2 separate regions of the Homo sapiens genome follow, and region 1 is linked to region 2. Evidence: chromatin contacts called from ENCODE Hi-C or POLR2A ChIA-PET data. All regions are on one chromosome and are shown on one strand. Each heading gives the region's core, a stretch centred on a gene start or an enhancer-like site at or near the end of the contact. The rest is flanking DNA. Distances are from core to core; before and after follow the strand shown.

The links. A loop is a pair of places that touch in the nucleus more often than their neighbours do. ChIA-PET counts read pairs that join two places held with the same protein, here RNA polymerase II (POLR2A).
Region 1: a map of endothelial cell of umbilical vein shows a loop between it and region 2 (10-fold over the local background). The contact joins two enhancer-like sites. A Hi-C loop is called at or near these places in 2 of 168 maps with a recorded cell type or tissue (cardiac septum and endothelial cell of umbilical vein). POLR2A ChIA-PET finds 5 or more read pairs at or near these places in 1 of 52 experiments (Caco-2).

What each region holds. Positions count from the first base shown.
Region 1 is chr4:139,974,523-139,978,671 of GRCh38, reverse strand. All of the region lies in intron 1 of MAML3 (mastermind like transcriptional coactivator 3), which reads left to right. Among named protein-coding and RNA genes, the nearest start is that of MAML3-AS1, 150 kb to the left of the region's middle. Within about 2 kb of position 2,516, at least 10 of the 41 ENCODE cell types and tissues checked have a DNase peak (open chromatin) inside an H3K27ac peak, as active enhancers do; they include endothelial cell of umbilical vein, where a contact is called at or near this core.
Region 2 is chr4:139,814,626-139,819,363 of GRCh38, reverse strand. The region is part of intron 2 of MAML3 (mastermind like transcriptional coactivator 3); the gene reads left to right. Among named protein-coding and RNA genes, the nearest start is that of MGST2, 150 kb to the right of the region's middle. RefSeq lists enhancers at 2,474-3,041, 3,042-3,611. Within about 2 kb of position 3,188, at least 16 of the 41 ENCODE cell types and tissues checked have a DNase peak (open chromatin) inside an H3K27ac peak, as active enhancers do; they include endothelial cell of umbilical vein, where a contact is called at or near this core.

The sequences.
Region 1 (4,149 bases), core at 1,267-3,766, 160 kb before region 2:
GAAGAGAATGTTGTGAATGCCTAGCGCAGTTGTGTGCTCTCTCTCTCTCTCTTTTTTTTTGATGTGGTTGATGCTGGGAAGTCATGGGAGGCATTTGGAAGACATAGTGAGGGTCAACTGCCCTTTACCCAGGAGGAGAAAGGGCAGAGACGCCATCCTCTGCCACTCGTTTTTAAAGCATTTGCAGATTTTCATTTTTGCAGGACTTTCCTTTCAGAGAGAAGTGGCACTTGAGACCACTTGCCACCTGTTGAGGCTCTTCTCTGCTCACTCCAACAGGCTTCCTGGAGAGGTCTTGGCTAATGCAATCTGGGCCTTGGGATAGATCTGCAGCTAGAGTTGGTGCTGAATCTTCCTGTGCTTGGGAGGCTCACCACTCCCAAAGATGGGGAGCCAGGAGTGCCATGCATCTCCACATTAGCTCACTTCCTTTGAGGCTGAAATCAAGAGAGAGACTTTGGTCCAAAGACTTTTTTTTGTAACCTTCTTGGGCTCCATTCTTCACATTTGCTTCCGAGTCAAGGAGAAGGAGCACAGACCTGAGGGATGGAGTGAATTCTAATCCAAGCTCTGAAACTGACCAGCTGGGGCCTGAAAGCAAGACTGTGACCTCAGTCTGCACCACTTCCCCTCCCATCAGTAAAGTGAGAGGATCCATTGTGCTACCTTCTGCAGTCCCTTTCAGCTTTGGTGTTCACTGATTCTGTGATGAATTTCCTGTAATTTCTGTGTAGGAACAGAAAAGAGCATAGAAGATCCTTTTTTTGTTTTTTTTTTGTTTTTTGTTTTTTGTTTTTTTGTTAGGGAGTTTCACTCTGTGGCCCTGGCTGGAGTGCAGTGGCAAGATCTTGGCTCACTGCAGCATCTGCCTCCTGGGTTCCAGCAATTCTCCTGCCTCAGCCTCCTGAGTAGCTTGGATTACAGGCACATGCCACCACACCCAGCTGATTTTTGTATTTTTAGTAGAGACGGGGTTTCACCATGTTGGCTGGGCTGGTCTCGAACTCATGACCTCAGGTGATCCAACCGCCTCGGCCTCCCAAGGTGCTGGGATTACAGGCGTGAGCTACCGCGCCTGGCCAGAACATCCTTTTAATTCTTATCTGGAGACTTAATCTATATGTTCATAATTAGTATTACCAGTAAGGGCAGAATGTTCCAAAGTAGGGTCTGACTGCATTTTTAAACAATGCAATTTGCAGAGCTCCACTCTTCCACTCCTTAGTCTTATGTGAAGGACACACTTGGACTAAAATGGTTATTGCTTTATCATAATTTGGGGATCTCTATCAGAGATGATTTAGGCCAGAGTTTCTCACCCTCGGCACTATCAGCATTTTAAATTAGATTCTTCTCTGTGGCGGGGGCCGTCCTGCGTACTCTGGGATGTTCAGCAGCATCCCTAGTCCATTTGGGCTGCTATGACAAGATACCATTAACTGGGTGGTTTATAAACAACAGAAATTTATTTCTCACAGTTCTGCAGGCTGAGAAGTTGAAGATCAAGATTCAGTGTCTGGTGAGGGCCTGTTTCCTGGTTCATAGATGGTGCCTTCTTGCTGCATGTCTCCTGGTGGAAGGGCCGAAGCAGCTCACCAGGAACTCTTATAAGGGCAAATCCCATTCATGAGGCTCTGCCCTTACGACCTGATTCCCTTCCTAAAAGCCCCACCTTCTAATATGGCACATTGATGATCAGGTTTTAACATATGAATTTTGGGGGAATACAGCCATTCAGACCATAGTACCTGGGCCTCTGTTTAATGGATGTGACACCCTCTTCTCCCCACAGTCGTGAAAACTATCTCCAGACATTGCCAGATGTGCCCTGGAGGGAAAAAAAAATCACCCTAGTTGAGAACCACTGATTTAGTTTTAATTTAGGGTATGTATTTAAAAGGCAGAAAAATAAGTATAGAATCAAACTTAATTAAGCAAATGCCTCTAAAAAACACTGAATTTTAAAAGAGGTAATAGTAAAATTTGAATTTGCAGAAATGTAGGACTTGCTTTTAAAGCTCATATCTTAAGTACATACTAACCACATATGGCTTCTCAACTGTACTTGAGATTTCTTCAATCAGGAAATAAGATCATCCACCTTTTTTTTCCTGAAGGTATCACCTATGATTCTAAGTAATATTGGATGACTGGATGTTAATGTACTATGCCTTCATAATTTCTAAAGAAATGTATGAATAAGATATTAACCTGACATAAATAGTACTTTCTTGCTGTGGCTCTAGTAAAGTCTTAACATCTGCACAGACTGGTAAAGACTTCATCACATCCCCTCTTGCTTTTTCCATTTCCAAGATGCTTATTACACCAAGGCTGATGTTAAAAAGATTTCTTGTCATCTGCTCTGATTACTGTTTTTGGGGGAGGAGAAAACATAATGAAGAGAAGAAGAAGAAAAGAAAAAAAACCAGAAGAACAGGATCTGTCTTTCCTGTATTTTGTGTTCCTGAGAGCTGATAGAGAACAAATTGTGAAATGTGGGAGGCTTTGCCCAGCATTCAGGCTGAAGTTGCCTTAAAAGGAAAGTATGGCACGTTACACATTTCCCACTTCCTTCTTTTTTAGTTTCCTTTTAGCCATTCTCAGAAATGTAAGCAGGAAGAAAATAGCAATCAATTATGTTTGGAAACAACTGAAGTTAAATCTGACTGATATTTGTTTATAAAACTATGCATCATTTTATTTTCAGTACATTTTCAGTTCCTCTTTTGCCCCTAACATTCTCCTAATTCCCATGGTGAATATATTTCCTTTAATCCAGGCCTGAACACTGAGATAGTTAACAGCCCCTGGTTGTTATTTCTTGATGAAGTCTCTCCTAGTCAGCTCCTTTTTTCTTCCCATTGCCTTCCTTTAGTCCAAGTTTTCATAACCTCTAGGCCCTCCACTTTGCAGTTCAATCTGTGAGGTTAATGACTTCACACCTTTTTCATTATATTCATGCCTTCATTCACTGGACAAATAGTTCCTGGGCCCCTATTCTAGGCCAGACACTGTTCTAGGCTTGAGACATACAGCAGTGAATAAAGCAGACAAAACCCCCTTTCCTCATGGAGTTTATACTACCTAAGGGAGGAGGGCAGTGGATAGAGACATTTTAGAAAGTAAATAAATCATATCACATGGTAGAATATGGTAGATGTAATGAAAAAAGTAGAGCAGGGAAGGGAGATAAGGAGGTATATGGGGTGTGTGTGTGTGCATGCCTGCACGCGTGTTCATGTGTGAGCCTGTGTGTATGGAAAGGGTAGGCTGCAATTTTAGATACGGTGATAGGGAAGGCTTCACTGAAAAGTGACATTTGAGCAATTACATGAAGGAGTAGCCAAACATGGAGATACCTGAGGAAAGAGCAGTCTAGGCAGAGGAAACGCATGTGAAAATGCTTGAAGTGTGCCTGGTATATGAGGAAGACTCTGAGGAGGCTGGTGTGGGAGAGGAGGACATAAGGCGACAGTTGATAGGGGTGGAAGAAGCAGATGCTGCAAAGCCTTGCAAGCCCTTGCAAGGACTTTGGCTTTTATCTGAGAGAGATGGGATGCTGCTGGATGGCTCTGAGAAGAGAATGGTGTGATCTGACTTGCAGGTTAATAGGATCATGTCACCAAGTCGTCATATCACTTCCCCTACTTAAATCCACCACTTGACAACATATAATCCCTTTATCCACAGAGACAAATACAAACTCATCTTCCCTGTCCCTAATCAAGAATTTTTCCAGTCACCCTGCACAAGCCCTCTGCACTCTTAGTAAACAGTGACCACCTCCTGCCCCTTTCACATTCTACCCGTCCTTCAAGTCCAAGCTGAAGTTTCTTTTTCCAGAAAACCTTTGCCACCTCAAAATTGATCTCTCTCTTCTCTGACCTCCTATCGTATTGATTATTTATCAATAAATACAATATAATATATGGACTTGACCATATATTATCTGGACTTCACCATATATTATCTTGGATTGTTTTCTACGTAGGCATTGAAAGGTTTATAGAACTTGAGACCTAGAAGAGTCTCGGGAATCATCTCTTCTGACTCCTTCATTTTACCAGTGAGGAAATAGAAGCCCAGCAATGTTTAGGATATTGCCAAATTCGCTCAACTAGCTGTTTAATGTGTACACTGCCTTTC
Region 2 (4,738 bases), core at 1,939-4,438:
ATACCTTTCAGCTTCCTCTCTGTCTCACCATGTCTCTCATCACTGCAGGAACACTGTTCTTTCTCTTTCTCTTGAGTGAGCCACACACTTCAGGGAGCCAGAACCTCAGCCCATTAAGCTCCCTCCTCCTGGACTGGCCTGAAATGCTCTGCTGCTTTTCTTTGCTTGTCAAGATCACTCTCCCCGCTCCAGGCCCAATCAAATACCACTTCAGCCAGAAATTATCCATCCTTTTCCATACCTGTAGGTTTTATACCTGCCTTCATTTCATGCTTATTTTATTCGGCCTTACATTTTTGCTGGCTGTTTGTTTCTCTCCCCTATCGGATCATTATTCATTTGCGTGCGCCTCTGATGCCAGCCAAATGAGTTCATACAATAGGCACTTAATAAGTGTTTGCCGCATTTAGTCAAGTATAATATGCTGTATGAATATTAAAATGTTTGATACAGGCCATATGTACAACCAGATTTTCTAGACAAAATATATGAAGAAATATGACCTTGGGACAGAATATTTGAAATTGAACTGATACTACAAGACCCAGGTTGCAAAGGCTACTGTAATCCATAATAGTAGTGAATGTTTTGGGGTATTTGCTTCATTCTAGGTATTACACTAAGTTCTTTCCATATAATATCCCATTTGATCATCCCAACACAAGGAAGTGGGCCTCATAGCAGGCACTAGTGTCTTTTGTAACAACTTCCTTCGTTCTGACAATGACAATTTTTCTCCAACTCTCATTGGTATTCTGTAGTGTTTGATGATTTTCCTATTCCTGGGGAACCTCTAAAATGTATCAGCTCTTAGGAGGATGGACTTCTCCTAAGTAAAATAGTCATGAGTAGGAAGGAATTGTGATATGACCTCAATTAGTTAGAAAAAATCTCATGGAAGAGATTAGTCCTGCTTTAGCAAATATTTATGAGCACACACTATGTGGCAAAGTACTTAGTAAACACTGGGGACAGAAAACAGAGATGCTGCCTAACCACAGGCACAGGAGTTTAACCACAAAAACAGACATTAATGAAATAATCACACAGATACATAATTACAGCCCATGATGAGGACAGGTGCTGTGAAGGAAATGTGTAGACAGCCATGAGCATGTCTAAGCTAGCCTAGTGAGGGAGGTGCCAGTCAAGGAAGGTTTCTCAGAGATCCGGAAAACCAATAGACGGTAGCCGGGGCAGTGATTCTCCAAGCGTGGTTCTAGGACTAGCAGGATCAGCATCACCTGGGGACTTGTTAGAATTGTAAATGATCAGGTCCCACCTCAGGCCTACAGTATCAGAAATTCTCAGGAGTGGTGCCCAGTATTGTGGCATTTTAACAAACCCACCAGGCAATTGTGATAGACCCTCAAGTTTGAAAACCACTATACCAGCAGATGAGATGAGCTGGGGATGGTGCTGAGGCAGAGCATTCCAGCTACAAGAAGTCATAACTACAAGAAGCAGTAAGTGAGTCCCCAAGGCTGGGAGGAACACAGTGAGCAGGTGGAGCTGCCAGGAGGCCAGTGCAGAGAGCCAGAGGAAAGTGGGGTGGGGCAAAGCTGGAAGACATACTGGTCAGATGGCTTCAGCGTTGGTGGTAAGATTCTGCCCACTCTCCTGAGAGCTGTGGAAAGTCACTGAAGAGTTTCAAGGAGGAGTGTGATAGGATCATTTTAAAGCATCCCCCTAACCCGGCATAGAAAACTGATGGAGGGGAGTAGATGTGAAGAGATTCATTTGGAGGTGACTTCAGTCCTCTGATCTGAAAAATCACTGAATGGAGGGATAGGACATGTAAACAGAGGGAGGTGATATATATGGAGGAGGTGACAGTGAAAGGGCTTTGGCAATATTTGGAAATGGGGATGGAACCTAGGTTTCTGGCTTATGAAACCAGATTGACGACAGTGGTCCCAGTCACTGACATACAGAAGGTGGAGGTCATGGGTTTCATTTGGATCATATGGATTTTGAGGTATAACCTAGACCCTGGCAGAATTTGCATGGATGAAAGCCACGGAAAAAAAATTATTCTCGAAGGGGAGATATGGTGACCCCTGAGCCAACAAATGGAGATGGAAGTGAGTTTTTTGATGTTTGTTTGTCTGTTTTATGATTCATCCATCCATCCATCCATTCACTCTACCTATTACACCCTTCTAAGTACATAGAAGCATTTGAACAACAGAAGAGGAAGACTGGTAGATAGGATCAGAACCAGCTATGGCAGATCTTGATTTCCAAGCTAATGGTGTTGGATCACCATTGAAGGTAGTCAGAGTGACATCATGGCAGAGGTATGTTTCAGAAGGGTCGCCTAGCACCTAGCCTGTGTTGTACACAGGCGACAAACTAGAAGGAGGAAGACCATCACAGTAGACTCTAAGAATGCAAAAGGACTCTCATTCTTTCTAATTGTAATATAAAGTTAGCATTTAGGAATGACTAGCACATTCACATACATCCATTCATTATATTCCCTCCGTGTGGCTATGTATCTTTAACCTGTATAGCCACACAGTCTGGGAATAGGACAAGATAAATGTTGAGAGCGTGGAATCTAGGTCTTTTTCTCCCTTTTAGTTTTCTAGAACCAAGCAGAGGTTAGGTATTTTAACAGATGCTAATGTTAATTAGAAGTGAAAGACCTACACTTAGTAGGCACTCGAGATCTATTAAATTGAACTGGATTGACATCAGTGGTGTCTTGAAAGAAGATGCAGCACAACACTGGACTTCTCAGGGAGACAGGGCTGAGCCGTGGGGGCCCTTGCATGAGAATTAGGACCTTGGTGACCCCCGTCTGTTCCTCCTTTCCTCTCTCCCTCCCCCACCGCTGCCATGGCGACACGTCTGGAATCACAGTAAGCCTTATACCCCAGAGAAAACAATACTCTGTTCGAATGGTGTAAGTTGGCCTCTAAGCTCACGATCTGCAGGCCCCATCCCCCACAATCAGGGGATTCTTACAAAAGGCAGCTTTTTACCAGAGGGTCGGCCGCACTGCTGCTCATCGATTTCAGCCCATTTTATCCCTCGGCACTTTCACTTGTTTGTTTTTGAACTCACACCACAGCCTCGATGCTGCGGGTTTCATTTTGGCATGAAGTTACTGATGTGACCGTCTGCATCCCCTCCGCTCAGCCCCTCAGAGCACGGTGCTTCTTTCTTCTTTGTGTCTTGTCACTGCTGTTGACTCACCACGCTGGGCTGTTGGAGCTAAACTGAATTAGTAACAATGCAATCAACATCTCTATTTTTATCTTCGCACTCCCCTCTCTTCCTCCCCTCCTGACTGACTCACCATTTCTAGGTCTCAGAGCTTGGCAGTCTTAGAATTATATTGGAGCTGGGGTGAATATATGCACAGATGTGATATTTCTACCATTCGACACAATGAGTGTTTTATTTTTTTTCCTGGTAGCACAAGGGTTCAAGCGTTAGAAGTATTATTTATTATGCTCATCGTCGTCCGTATTGTTGCTGTGTTACTGCTCAAGCTGGTGTTTATCTCCTGAGGTCTAAGATGAATTGTAGGCAAGGCAGGGAGCCAGGATCTGATTTCTGAAACTCGTCTTCAGAGGAAACTTCAGTTTTGAACTAAAACTTTTAACTTTGTCCCAGTTGAGTTCTGGAAACCTGAACTGGAATCTGAAGTATATACTAAACACAAAGTAGTAGTAGTAGTACCTTTAAAAAATGCACCATGAATGCAGAATATCTTATTCTGCCTAGGCCTCTGCATACTGATCATTGTATTAATTTTATAATTGATGGAGATAGATCTATTAAGAACCTGGGCTTTTGGAGCCCAGATTTGAATTCCTTTCTGCCAGTTATTATCTGTAATCTTGAGCAAATTACTTAATTTCTTTGTGTCTTTTCTTTTATAAAATAGAAACTTTTACCTCTCACGCAAATGTCATAGTCCATATCTCATAAAATTGTTTTAAGGATTAAATAAGCTAGTATTTATAAAGCACTTTAAAGTGCCTAGCACATAATAAGCTCTGAATGAATGTGGGCTATTATTATTCAGCAGGCCATATTTACCTGTTGTAAGAGAAATGATTCATTCCTGAAAACAGTTTCTTTTAGCAAGCACAGTACACTTCAGGATCTTACCTTCCCTTATTCCTGAATTTACAAACCATCCATGTTATGGATACTAAGTGGACACCAAGTTCCAGAACAGACCTATTTGTCTTTTATTCATAAGTCGGGCTTTCTAGCTTCCTAGTCTGCCTTTTGCATAGCCAGAATTTTAGTTTCTCATCAAAATTAGGTTTTGGCTCTCATGTGGTCTAAATCCAAGTACACTCACTTTTCTTCTCCAGATAATTATATTTTACATAGAGTGACTTTTCCTTGGCCTATCTAATGCTGCCTCATTAGACTCTAAACCCTAATGATACTCTTTCATTTCTATAGCACAGCCATGGAAATAGCATATAAAACTCTCTGTAGAAAATTCCCTTTGTCTTCCGTTGCCCAGGTTCCTCCAGCCCTACGCTCTTTACTGGGTGTGGGAAGGAAGAGCAGTTGCTGGACTATTTTGGCAAGAATCCAAAGGGAGGGTCACAAAGCTCAGATGCAGGTAGGATTTGGAAGGTCCCCAGAAAACTCCCAGCCACTGTGTGCCCCAGAAACTACATTATCAGCATTGCCTACCAAGTCTTGGTGGTGGGGGGAGGGTGTTACCCACCTTTCAGCTATCGTAGCTGTACCAAAAAGT